Regions from separate parts of the Homo sapiens genome. Here regions 2 and 3 are each linked to region 1. The links are chromatin contacts, found by Hi-C or POLR2A ChIA-PET in ENCODE. All regions are on one chromosome and are shown on one strand. Each heading gives the region's core, a stretch centred on a gene start or an enhancer-like site at or near the end of the contact. The rest is flanking DNA. Distances are from core to core; before and after follow the strand shown. Region 1 has its middle 160 kb from the start of ZNF608. Region 2 overlaps LOC101927421 (a long non-coding RNA gene). Region 3 overlaps ZNF608 (zinc finger protein 608).

The links. A loop is a pair of places that touch in the nucleus more often than their neighbours do. ChIA-PET counts read pairs that join two places held with the same protein, here RNA polymerase II (POLR2A). Pooled maps may share reads with other maps.
Region 2: a map of endothelial cell of umbilical vein shows a loop between it and region 1 (4-fold over the local background). The contact joins two enhancer-like sites. A Hi-C loop is called at or near these places in 1 of 168 maps with a recorded cell type or tissue (endothelial cell of umbilical vein). POLR2A ChIA-PET finds 5 or more read pairs at or near these places in 1 of 52 experiments (WTC11).
Region 3: a loop to region 1 is called in a map of Caco-2, with 2.8 times the contacts of the local background. The contact joins two enhancer-like sites. A Hi-C loop is called at or near these places in 3 of 168 maps with a recorded cell type or tissue (Caco-2, Calu3 and HepG2) and 3 of 50 pooled maps. POLR2A ChIA-PET finds 5 or more read pairs at or near these places in 1 of 52 experiments (activated CD8-positive, alpha-beta T cell).

What each region holds. Positions count from the first base shown.
Region 1 is chr5:124,903,858-124,908,074 of GRCh38, reverse strand. No RefSeq gene overlaps it. Among named protein-coding and RNA genes, the nearest start is that of ZNF608, 160 kb to the right of the region's middle. RefSeq lists an enhancer at 984-1,768. Within about 2 kb of position 1,519, at least 17 of the 41 ENCODE cell types and tissues checked have a DNase peak (open chromatin) inside an H3K27ac peak, as active enhancers do.
Region 2 is chr5:125,091,542-125,095,738 of GRCh38, reverse strand. The region is part of intron 2 of LOC101927421 (a long non-coding RNA gene); the gene reads right to left. Among named protein-coding and RNA genes, the nearest start is that of ZNF608, 350 kb to the right of the region's middle. Within about 2 kb of position 1,783, at least 4 of the 41 ENCODE cell types and tissues checked have a DNase peak (open chromatin) inside an H3K27ac peak, as active enhancers do.
Region 3 is chr5:124,676,148-124,680,934 of GRCh38, reverse strand. All of the region lies in intron 3 of ZNF608 (zinc finger protein 608), which reads left to right. Among named protein-coding and RNA genes, the nearest start is that of ZNF608, 68 kb to the left of the region's middle. Within about 2 kb of position 3,339, at least 12 of the 41 ENCODE cell types and tissues checked have a DNase peak (open chromatin) inside an H3K27ac peak, as active enhancers do.

The DNA of each region.
Region 1 (4,217 bases), core at 270-2,769:
AGTATTACAAAAGTAATCCATCAGAAAGTAACAATCAGGCCGGGAGCGGTGGCTCGCGCCTGTAATCCCAGCACTTTAGGAGGCCGAGATGGGCGGATCGTGAGGTCAGGATATCGAGACCATCCTGGCTAACACAGTGAAACCCCATCTCTACTAAAAATACAAAAAAAAATTAGCCAGGCGTGGTGGCGGGCGCCTGTAGTCCCAGCTACTCAGGAGGCTGAAGCAGGAGAATGGCGTGAACCCGGGAGGCAGAGCTTGCAGTGAGCCGAGATCACGCTACTGCACTCCAACCTGGGCGACAGAGCGAGACTCCGTCTCAAAAAAAAAAGAGTAAGTAACAATCAAAAAGAATGCCTACAAGTTGCCCGACTCTTCTGGAAACATCCTGGTGGGCTTGTAACTAACTGATCATGTCATAAGGAAATCACCCTTTCTTACAGGCATTTTACTTTGTCACCTTTATCATCCAAGTCACAACTCTGTGCAATATTGGTCTATCGTTCTGTGCCAGCACACAAGCTGGTTTATTTTTTTATTTATTTATTTTCATTTATTTTCACGACAGGGTCTCCCTCTGTTGCCCAGGCTGGAGTGCAGCGGCGTGTTCACACCTCACTGTAGCCTCCCACGCTCAAGAGATTCTCCCACCTCAGCCTTCCTAGTACCTGGGACTACAGGTGCCCGCCGCCAAGCCTGGCTAATTTTTGTATTTTTTAATACAGACGGGTTTCACCGTGTTGCTCAGGCTGGTCTCGAACTCCTGAGCTCAGGGATCTGCCCGCCTAGGCCTCCCCAAGTGCTGGGATTACAGACATGAGCCACTGAGCCTGGCCAACAGGCCAGTTTAAATGACTGAGTCACAAATGTTACTACACAGTTGCAATTTGGGAAAATTATTAAATTGGGCAACTTCATGGTAGAGATCCCAGGTATTCTATCCCAACCCCAGCAGTAACTTTCCGTAAAAACCAGCACAGGTTTCAGCAGACAGAACTTTGGCCAGCTCTGTATTTTGCCTCTGCCTAAAAATACTACCATTAAAGCATTTTCACATTTGTGCCACTGTGCATGTTTTGGCTTCAGGTGCCTACTTTGCCCTGTTGGTCCAGTGCTAGCCCTGAGGCTTAGGTTTCTGGCAAATCTATTGCACCAGAAGAGAACAGTCTGAAAATAGAAACATGGACTGTTTTGTCGCCATTGAATGGAAAGGCTAATAATAGCATTGCTTCATTGTTTGGCACTGACTCAAGGCTACCACAGCCAAGGAGCAGCGCGCCCTGCTGCAGTAACCAAATCATAAAGTTTCTCCAGGGAATGGTGCAGCTTTTCAGAACATGTTTTATATTCTGGGATTGCTCAGGAAGGAACTAGTTCAGAAGCCGTTTTGACATAAGTGTGGTTTGTTTCCAATTTAAAGGGAGGGGGAGGGGCTGGAGAGCCAAGCCAGGAGGTCAGTTGCAGAAGGGATGCAAAAATGTCGTTAAGGAGTTCCTGACAGGTGGTGATAGGGCTGTGGCAGTGCAGCCCGAGGCCTGGCAGGGAGTTTGTCCCTGTCAGGTTCTCAGTGTGCTCTCAGGGCTGCCTTCACACTCCTATTATGTTTATTTCTGTTGAACTTAAAGAGTGACCTTTTCAAAACTGCAGTGCATTGTTGACCCACATGCATTTTTGAGACCTAATTTTCCTGAATGCCTTCCTTGTTCCTGCATAAGAGAACTTTGTTAGAGAAAATGGGAAGAGGCTGAGGATAAAGAACACTGGAATGGAAATCTTTCAGGCATTGAATTCTGCCTGCTATTAATAATTTAGAAGTGTTTTTAATGCCCTGATATGGAAGGAAGGTTTTTTGACACCAAAGGCATCTAAATATTAATTTCAGAGGAATTGGTTGTTACAAGCAGTTAACATCCATTTTGTTAGTTGACCTCCCAAGGAAGGTTAATGCACTAAAATCTGGTCATTAAGTATAGTAACAAATGTTTTTTCAGGGAGGTTATTACTATCATAAACTCTAATCCATGGTTCACAGGCAGCAGCCTCTAGTGCAGTGCTCTGACTAATGAAGAATTAACTATTTCTGAGCAGTTAATAAAGATTTTTTTCCTCACCAATCAACATACTCTACATGATCCTTATAATTACTAAAAGCATTAAGCCCCTGGTATGAGTGCCCACATGTCAGACGGGAATTCTACTCTGAGTAAATGACAAATGGCAAACCTAATCCCATTTCACTTAATTTTTTCTAACATGTTCACTGAAATAAGAAATAATGGAATTCCTAAGTATTAGAAAAAGATGGTTCAGTCCAAAGCATTTGTTAAATGAGTATTGATGAGGTCTTTAGTCATATTTTATTGTGATGGAAGATTTTATACTCCAGTTCAGTTCTTGTTAGAATCAAGAAGTTAATTGGCTCCAAACAGGGGTTTTTACTTGCTTGTTTTGTTTTTCCTTTATTAAGAAGTGCACTCATCCACAACAACACAGGAGAGAAAGACTTGTGTGAGGAACACTAATATCTGCCTCATAACAATAAGAGGGAAAAGGTACAACCTAACCTTTCTAAAAAGCCTTGGGGCAGTGTTTTGCTTTTCAATGGAAAGGTCGTCCAGAATTAATTAAAGTCACTTTCCTGCTGAGGAGCAAGCATTTGACTTTACTTTGAAGGCTCAAAGAAAGTTGCTCATACTGATTTCTTAGAGACCCACATTTAAGACAGCATAGCCAAAGCAATTGGTCAGCCTTTAAAAAGTAACCTCCTTTTGGAGTCAAAAGTCTGAACAATTAATACACTGAAGACTTAGGTGCCTCTGAAGACACAGGCCAGAATTGGCAAGGCAAAACAAAAAGGGTAAGAACAGCTTACTTTTCCCTAAGAACTATTACCTCTCATTCAGGGAGGATCAGTCCTCACATTTACGTACACCATTTTCCTTCTTATTTTTAACTTAAGCTAAATCCTGTCGTTGGGACAGCTGCTCCCATTAAACAGAGAGGAGGAGGATAAAACCATACTTAGCAAAAATAAAAAGGATGTCATCTTATCGAAAAGAAAATGTATTTTGTAAAGGTTTGCATTACATAGGGAAAAAAAGGGGGTCAAATACACAGACAGTAACTCACCTTCTCAAAATATTCCTCTGCTGGAAGATTCTACACACTGTGCCTACCTAAATAAATAACCAGTAGGGTTGGCCACCTGCAGTGGCTCACGCCTGTAATCCCAGCACTTTGAGAGGCTAAGGCAGGCGGATCACTTGAGGTCACGAGTTCGAGACCAGCCTGGTCAACATGGCAAAACTCCGTCTCTACTAAAAACACAAAAATTAGCCAGGCGTGGTGGTTGCATGCCTATAATCCGAGCTACTCATGAGGCTGAGGCAGGAGAATTGCTTGAACCAGGGCGGCAAGGGGGAGGTTGCAGTGAGCTGAGATTGTGCCACTTTACTCCAGCCTGGGTGACAGAGCGAGAGTCCGTCTCAAATAAAATAAAATAAAAAACGAGCATGGTGGGGTGATCTATGCACATTATGATTTGTCTGAGAATCATTTGTTTGGCGCTTTGCTTGCTTGAAGATGACTCCATTAGTTTCCCACTTACGAGTGAAGGTTAGTGACTTAGTCTTCCTGAGCTTCAGTTTCCTCATCTATAAAATGATATTATAACATCTATTTTGTTGAATAGTTGTAAAAATTAGTGACAGCATAAACCTGGTATACCAAAAGGCTACAGACAAACTAGTATAAATTTGTTATTCACTATGTCCATTGCTTTGTGTATTTACCACATTTTATAAAAGCGACTAGAATCCTAGAATGCCCCACAAAAACCTTCTGGGCCTAAAATTGCAATCAAGTGGGTCATAATACATTAGCCTGACTTCTGAATACTAGAAGTTTGACAGAGCCCAGCTCATCCATCATGGACCCATCACTGGACACAAAACCTTCCCTGGTTGCCTCAGCCAGAAATAAACCTTCCAAACGTGGTGTTCTAATTTGCCTTGTACTTTTCCCATACAATTCTTCACACCCCGTCTTCGCTTAGAATTATTTGTAGACAGATCTTGGATCTGTATTCCCAGCACTTAGCACAGTGCCTCAAGCACCAGAACTAAAAAGGGGTTTGTGAATTTCACTGTCTTGTGGCAACTTTACAGCCTAACCCCACGTGGATGACTAAATGAATCAAAAAGTGAATGTATTTAGAG
Region 2 (4,197 bases), core at 534-3,033, 190 kb before region 1:
CATGAGTTCACTGGAGTAGCATTTTGAATTTCCTTAAGAAACTATTCCTTTGCATTCACAGCTTGGCTAACTGGTTTAAGAGGCCCAGCTTTTGGCCTATCTCAGCTTTTGACATGCCTTGGTCACTAAGCTTTATTATTTTTAACTTCTGATTTAAAGTGGGAGGCATGCAACTCTTCCTTTCACTTGGACACTTAGAGGTCATTTTCAGGTTATTAATTGGCCTAGTTTTAATATTATTGTGTCTCAGGGAATAAGGAGGCCCTAAGTAGGAGGGAGATGAGGATCAGTTGGTGAGTGGAGCAGTCAGAAGACACACATTTATTAAGTTTGCCATCTTATATGGGTGTGGTTTGTGGGCCCCATGACAATTACAATAGTAATATCAAAGATTATTGATTATGAATCACCATAACAGATAAAATAATGATGAAAAACTTGAAATATTGCAATAATTATCAATATGTGACATAAAATGAGAAAATGCTGTTGGAAAAATTAGGCCAACAGATTTGATCTATGCAGGGTTGCTACAAACCTTCAAATCTTTGTAAAATCTGAGAAGTGCAATAAAGTACAATAAAACAAAGTATGCATGTATACAAATTGGAAAACATGCAAGTTCTATAAAGAGGCACACACAACACTGCACAAACAGTGTTCTTTGTGTCATTCAGGTGGCAAAGCAAATAGCGGTCGTAGATCCAAAATGTTACAATCTGGCTCCTCCTAATCTGGAATTTATTTTTTAAATGGAATGAGAGCCTTCTTCTTCAAGATGCACACACATTATCATATTTTTCTATTTATACAGCACGATAATTCATGCCTTTTTAATGATAAAAGGAAGAATTAAAGAGAGAAAATATTACACAAGTGTATAGTACACCTTTGGCTATTTAAGCCACATGATTGGAGGGAGAGTGAGTTTGATGTTTCACATCTATTTTATAGCACATGTGGCTGTATTTATGCAAAGCCCATGTACTACATTCTTAGGATGCTTACTTTGTTCTAAGTCACAAATATAATTTTAGGAAATAGATGAAACTGAAAAATAAGTAAGCCAACTGATAAACGTTGTTTCCTTTCCTTCGACACTACTGTAATCATGTTATCCACCGGTTAACGTATTTTTTGACTAATATAGATTCATTTATTGACTTTCAGAAATATTTTGTAATTCAGTTGTAGATAGTTTTTGTTAATTAAGGGTCATAGATCTTAGCCTAGTTAAGACATTAAGATTGGTACTACTCTTCCTTTAAAATGTACCATAACTTGTGCTTCTTCAAAATCGTTGCCAAGCTTAGGTGAACATTTTCTCAGGTGTACATGAGCTTTCTGCTATAGTAAACCTCCCAGCCTAGTGTTTACAGATCTTTTTTCTCATTTTTCAGCTACTTCTGGTTTTCAATCGTTGTCTCCCTCTTTCCTGTGCTAAACTGCAAACTCTGGAAGAGCAAGCAGGCATTATTTCACTTCCACAGTGCATTGAGTACCAAGAACACTGAGGGCACTTATTCTCAAATAGGTATAATGTGGATTCACAAACGTCATACAAAATCATCCTCCTCTAACATTATTATGACAATTCCCTCTAGCTCTAGGTACAATGGAGGGAGAAACAATAATTTATAAAAATAAGTAGAAGAAAGAATTTTCCACCATTCCTGAGGCATTAATAATGTCTTCTAGCATGTGAATGCGTGTCCACGACTCAGTATGTGTCACTTCCTGCTAATTCATTGAGCGGGTCCAGCATTTCAAGTATAAAACAAAAGACACAATTGAACCTTCCAGAGTCTTTGACAGAGTGCCCTACTCCCTTTCTCAGAAGTACCTCAGTACTCCCAAGGCTTCTTGCCATAGCCATGTCTCAAGCAATTGTTTTAAGCTGTTTAATTAATAAAGTCACTTAAAGGAATCATTGTGCTCATGGATACTACTTATTAAACTTAAGATAACCAACTAGATTTAATCCCTGAGTTCAAGGAGAGGTTAACATGCAGCCCTTTAGTCTTCCTAGCTAAAATAAAGACCAAGACGGCAACAGATAGCTAAATCAGGTTTCCCGCTTCCAGGCATCGAAATGCTCACGGAAGAAAAAAAAAAAAAAAAAAAAAAAAGTCATACCATTTAAAAACAATTAACTTCCATACAAAAATAACTCCATACTTCCAAAATGAGAGTTTTATAAATGAATTAACAGGTCTAAACAACAACAGAACAAAAGCCTGATCTGCAAACTAGAGAGTATCATTCAATTTATTCTTTTTTTCATTCACATATACATAAAAGATGCGAGGCTATTAATAAAATAGAAATTAATTTTAAGAGTCTGAAGATTTTAGAAAACATTACTATGTTTCCCTATTAAGTATTGCCTGAACAATTTGTGTTTGCCTTCCTTGAGATCTTTTTTTTTTTTTTTTTTTTTGAGACAGAGTCTCGCTCTGTCTCCCAGGCTGCAGTGCGGTGGCGCCTCTCTGCTCACCGCAAGCTCTGCCTCCCGGGTTCACGCCATTCTCCTGCCTCAGCCTCCCAAGTAGCTGGGACTACAGGCGCCCGCTACCACACCCGGCTAATTTTTTGTATTTTTTAGTAGAGACGGGGTTTCACCATGTTAGCCAGGATGGTCTCAATCTCCTGACCTCGTGATCCGCCCACCTCGGCCTCCCAAAGTGCTGGGATTGCAGGCGTGAGCCACCACGCGCGGCTGAGCTCTTTATTTTTTTTCCTCAACTTTTACTTTAAATTACAGGGTACATGTGCATGATGCGCAGGCTTGCTACATAGGTAAGTGTGTGCCATGGTAGTTTGCTACACAGATCAACCCATCACCCAGGAATTAAGCCCAGCATCCATTCGCTATTCTTCCTGGTGCTCTCCTTCCCCCCTCCCCCACTGACAGGCCCCAGTGTGTATTGTTTCCCCCAGTGTGTCCAGGTGTTGTCATCATTCAGCTCCCTTTTATAAGTGAGGACATATGGTGTTTGGTTTTCTGTTCCTGGGTTAGTTTGCTGAGGAAAAACAGCTTCCAGATCCATCCATGTTCCTGCAAAGGACATGATCTCATTCCTTTTTGTGGCAGCATAGTATTCCATGGTATATATGTACCACATTTTCTTTATTCAGTCTATCTTGATGGGCAATTGGGTTAGTTGATTCCATGTGTTTGTTATTAAACTAAAGAGCTTCTGCACAGCAAAATAAACTATCATCAGAGTGAACAGACATCCTACAGAATGGGAGAAAATTTTTGCAATCTATCCATCTGACAAGGGTTTAATATCCAGAGTCTACAAGAAACTTAAATTTACACACACACAAAAACAAACAACCCCATTAAAAAGTGGGCAAAGGATATGAACACACACGTCTCAAAAGAAGACATTCATGTGGCCAAAAAACATATGAAAAAAAGCTCAACATCACTGATCATTAGAGAAATGCAAATAAAAAACCACAATGAGATACGATCTCACTCCAGTCAGAACGGCAATTATTAAAAAGTCAGAAAACAACAGATTCTGGTGAGGATAAGGAGAAAAAGGAATGCTTTATACTGTTGGTGGAGTGTAAATTAGTTTAACCCTTGTGGAAGACAGTGTGGTATTCCCCAAAGACCTAGAGGCAGAAATACCATTTGACCCAGCAGTTCCATTACAGGGTACATACCCAAAGAATTATAAATCATTCCGTTATAAAGATATATGCATGCATATGTTCACTACAGCTCTTTATTTTCTTAACAATCTATGATAAACTTTCTTACATTCTATTCTTAAGTTTTTTTGGCTTTAGATTCCTAAGGTATTTTATTTTCTGTTACATAAGGTGTTCTAGAGTTCATACTCAAGTATGAACTTTCAGAGTAAATTTCTGTAAGTTTACTAAAATATTTTCTGCAATCAGAATGTAAAACTGTACACATTGTTTTATTTATTCATTGTATTTAACAATTTACCAGTCATCTGCAAAATTCCAACCTACTACATTATTTGAAAATATGTACTACTCATTTGTTATAATTCTAGCATATGCTCTTCCTTCATTTACAATTTATTTTTATGTAATTAAAGTATTGACTATGGCAATGGAGGCAGATTAACATTTTAATATAATTGAAAGCCAGGTTTTTAGAAATAAGGAAGAAAGAAGCAGTCTATTCTTCCCTTTCTTTTCTCACCAACC
Region 3 (4,787 bases), core at 2,090-4,589, 230 kb after region 1:
CCTGGAGAGTTTTTCAAATTTATCTTTGCTTTTTCATTTCCCTCATGTAGTTTTTAATTTCTAAGCGCTTTTTATTTTCTATTTTGGTTATTGGCATTGCTCTCTTAAAAAGCCTTCTATTCTAGTTTCATGAATGAAGCATCTCCTCATTTCTCTGAAGATATTTAATTAGCTTTTCTAATTTCTTCTTTTTATTGTCAGCATTGCTTTTAATTCGTCTAAGTTTCTTTTTTGTTTATGTGTGTGATTTGTCATGTGTATTTTTTGTTGGAGACTTTCCTCAAATGCCTATGACTGTTGGCTGTCTGCTTCTATGAGTGGTGCGCTGAGAAGCTAGTTTGAAATTCTACATGCTTCAGTAGAACTGGTTGATGGTATAGGCAGACCTGGATCAATTATTTCTGTAGAGTTGCAATTCCCATATTCCTTTTCTCTTGCTTTTATCAGTTTTCCCCGAAAAGGCTTCACTGATCAGCTGGCAGCCAACTTTCTTGGTGCCAATTTTGGAAAAAAAGAGAGTGAAGGATTCACTCTTCATTATATAAACTTTATAAACTATGACTTAAATCTTCCTTTTTTTTTTTTGTGGCCATAATATCCCCATTTTACAAATAAGAAAATTTTTAGAGCTTTACATTTCTTTGTTGTAATTTCTTCATAGCTGTTATTTATTCCATGACCTGAAATAGAGATAATTTCAGTCAATATGGAATGTGCCATCATAATTATCCTTCTACGGAGATCTAGTCATTTAATTTATCATTATTGTGGTTTGCTTGGCCTATTTTTTTTTCAAATGTGGCTTCAGCGATGCTTGGTTTTCAGAAGACTATAAGCTTGGGACTTAAAACAGCAGCATATGAATGGCCAGAGTCCCCCTAACCCAGCCCTACCTCCCTCCCTTATAGGTCCTTGCCAGATCATTATGTTGGGCTTGAGCTCTGTTTTTATCTTTACTTATCAACATGAGCTGTTCGCCAAGCTGGTTTTTCACAAATTCTTTCAATGTTGACCAGCCCTTTAATATCTGCACTTCTAAGAATCAAAGTCCTAGGAAAAGACAGATCTCATAAGCACTTTCCTTCTACAAGGGACAGATGCATGGAAGACACCTCCTTAAAACCAAGGTACACTGCTATGTTCTGTGGTAACACCAAGCCACGGGGCAGGGTGTATTCCCCAGAGCTCCAAAGCACTCTGCTATCTTAACCAAAGCACATTCAGTCACCTGTATTTTCAAGTTTTTCTTCTCAGCCTAGAAAGGTGCTTTTTCCTTTAGTCTACCTACTTCAGAATAATAACAGGTACTTGCTTGCCTTCCTTGAGTGGAGACTGTAAAAGGTGATTTTAAATATCACATTGATATCTTACTCTGAGGCAGGGATTTTTCTCTCTCTTGTCCATGTATGTAGCCCCGGTGCCCAGCACATTGGCTGTTACCAATAAATATGTGTTGTCTGAAGGAAGGAAGGACAGAAGGAAGGAAGGAAGGAAGGAAGGAGGGAGGGAGGGAGGAAAAGAAGGAAGGAAGAAAGGAAAGAAGGAAGGAGGGAGGGAAGGAAGGAAGGAAGGGAAGGGAAGGAAGGAGAAGTCAAGTGAACTCATGACTTGACTTCAACCTGACTGAAAACAATCTTCCCACTTCTGTCCCCGCTCCCTCCCATGTTGCTCAAGTCCTACACAGGCACCCAGAGGGAGCTTGTTGCATGGAGTCCGTGCTGTTCTGCCAGTTGAGTAAATAGGTGACAGGCAGTAAACTGAAGGAAACGTTTTTATATCCTTAAAAGTGTTATCTTCGAGGAGCACAGTTTGTAATGCTGGAGTGAAAAGAAGCCTCCTTTCAGATGGCCAGCTTGATGCAGGCAAAGCTGCTAATTTGTTTTCAACTTCAAGGAGATTTAGAGCCTTGGCTTCCCCGGCAGTAGCTCACAGTGGAATTGTTTTCTTGCTCCTTCATGTAAGTCTGCTGCACGGCAATAAGAAAGGCCGGGGTGTTTACTGAACTGGCAGGACCAAATTCTTCTTTTTGCAGACAGACCTGGAGATTTGTTGCCCAGGACTTTTCTGACTTAATGGTGTACTCTTGGGAAAATACACCAATCTTTTTTCATATCTGAGGGCAACCACAGAACAGCCCACAGGAAGGAGCACTAGAGTCCAGTCACTTACCTGTTGGGAAAGGAAGAATCAGAGGGAAAGCTTTTGGCTCATGGGCCCTGGGCAGAGCTGTCATCAGCCCTGGCAGAAGTAGACAGCATACAAAGGAAACACACATCAACTAACACGCACCCTCAGAAAATGCTAGCCAGACTCAAACCTTTGGCAAGTGACACCCCTGGCTTTGCCTGCCAGTCTAGATGTGAGCATGGGAACGGAATGGCAGCCCATTGTGGTGGGAATGGCAGTTCCAAGTTGTCCTTTTCTGGCCTCCGGTTAAGTCCCCCGTCTGTTTAGACTACATTTACAGGAACCTATCAGTGGCACTTAGAAGGGGAATGTAGAAAAAGAAACTCTGCCAGGTGGTTCTATTTGTGCATTCTTGGTCAGCCATTTCATTATTATGTGGATTTCCATAGTTAATTAGATTAATTTTAGTCTATTACAATTTGATGGGATTTTTGTCCCAAAGTGGAGGCCTTTGGGTACTGAGAGTTGAAGTTTTAAGATTTCTTGGTAATGCCTGGATCAACATTCTAGGAATTGCTTCATTGCCAGCTTTCCTTTTTTGGTGGTGGAAAAGGCATGAATAATGCCTTCTTTGAAGCTTTAAGGCACACAATAAGCTAAGAACTCTCTAATTGAACTTTACAAGCTGAAGGGGCTGACTTACGGGCAGCATTTGAACAAACTTCTAGTCACCATAATTTAGTAAGGGTTGGCTGCCAAAAGCCATGTAAGGCTTTATTTGATCCATTTATGAATTAAGAGCCTGCAGTAAATTAATTACCATATATTGGGGCTAATAAAATCTAGCAGGATGAGAACGCCTTTGGGTTCATCTGCAGAGAGGAATAAGGACTGAGAGCTGCTTCCTGGTGTCTGAGTGTTTCTGGCTCGGGGCCTTCTGCAGTGCTGGGCAAGGGTGGTGTTCGTGCTCTGTGTCCACCAAAGAGGCATTTGAGCTAGCTTTTGGCTTTGCAACTGCTGGAAGGCTTTGCTCTATTGATCATAATAAGCTGTTCTGTCTTATTAAAGTTGCATCATGGAGTCTGGTTTTTAGGAGCCCTATTGAGAATTAGTTGCAGAAGAAGCGATTTGCTTGTATTTTCCGACAGTTAACAGGCCAAGCAGATGGGAGAGCAGACCTGAAATAGTTGGGTTGGCTGCCTGCCACTGTTCTATGAATTTTGATTTGCACGGATATGTAATAGTTGTATTTTTCCCTTTTTTGGAAGTACTTGCCTGTGAGCCTTGGGAAAATTAATCCTTGGTTTCCTGTAAAGTATACCCTTGTACGCGAATGTTGCTGCAGTGTTCCTTACAGACCCTGTGCTGTGTCCTATGTCAAACAGATCAGGACACCATAGACTGTGTGTTCAGTTGAAGAGGAGAAGAGGAGAGTTCTCGCTCCAGTTTCCCATGGCTCCTCAGGGAAAAACTGTTTTCATTCACAATTTACTTTGTGTTTTAAGATGTTTTCCCTTTCAAAGGGGGGGATTATTTTTCTTTTCCTTCAGGCTGTGTTCACCAAAATATTGAATAAATGCAAGAAAGGATGTTAAATTTAAGCTTAAGAAAAGGAATTTATAGACAAATGTGAAACAAGCATGAATGTATCTGGGTGAAGATCTGAGTTCTTCCTAAATCAGTTAAAATCTTGTCTTATTAAACATTAAATATATATGCAAAATAATATTTTAAAACATATGCATAAGATATAAGAAACAACATGAAAGCAAACGTATATTTCCTATCACTAGATTAAGTAATAGAAAATTTCACTTTCAGGACTTTTTTAACCCCTCAGTGATCCTTCCTTAACCCTATTGTGGTTGTTGCCCTCCCTACATAGCCGCTATCCTGAATTTTGTGGTTTTTATTCCCATGTTTTATCATATACCTCTAAATTCCTAAATAATGCATTGCTTAGTTTTGCATGGCTTTGCACTTTGCATAAATGGAATCACATATGGTATATTTTTCCAACTTGCTTTTTTCACTCAACATGAAGCATGAGTTCACTGTTAATGCTGCATCATGTTGTTTGAATATACCATTATTATTTATCCATTCTTGTGCCCATGGACTTTTGGGTTGTGGCCAGTTCTTTACTATTTCACACACTTTCTCCTGGTATCTAAGCCAGTTGTTAAACAAACCAATCTACTTTAAATAGTGTGCGGCTATTTTTTTTTAAAGATTTGTTTTGCTAACACGGTACGTCACAAAATATTTTAGGTATTATAGATTATAAAATGACTTTGTTACACACTTCAAAGAAAGTTCCATATTTACACAATAGTGTAAAGGAACAGGAGCTTTGTTTGTCTGCTCTTAATAGCGGTCTAGATAAGTCATTGCTTCTGCAAAATGCATTTCATTAATATTTGTTAAAACTACAGCTTGAAGAGTCAAATGGAATTTTAAGATCAGAAAGATAAACAGAAGGAAAAGAAAACCTCCAAGAAGTGCCTACTTCATTTCCATATGCTGCATTCACCTCTCCTTCTTGGGTTCACAGAGCGTTTATTGTTTGCACTCGCCCCTCAGATGGCTCTAGGCTTCTCTGGTTACTTCTCTCCAGTAGCATTCACCAAAGGCCTTTGATGACATCTCTTTGACTTCAT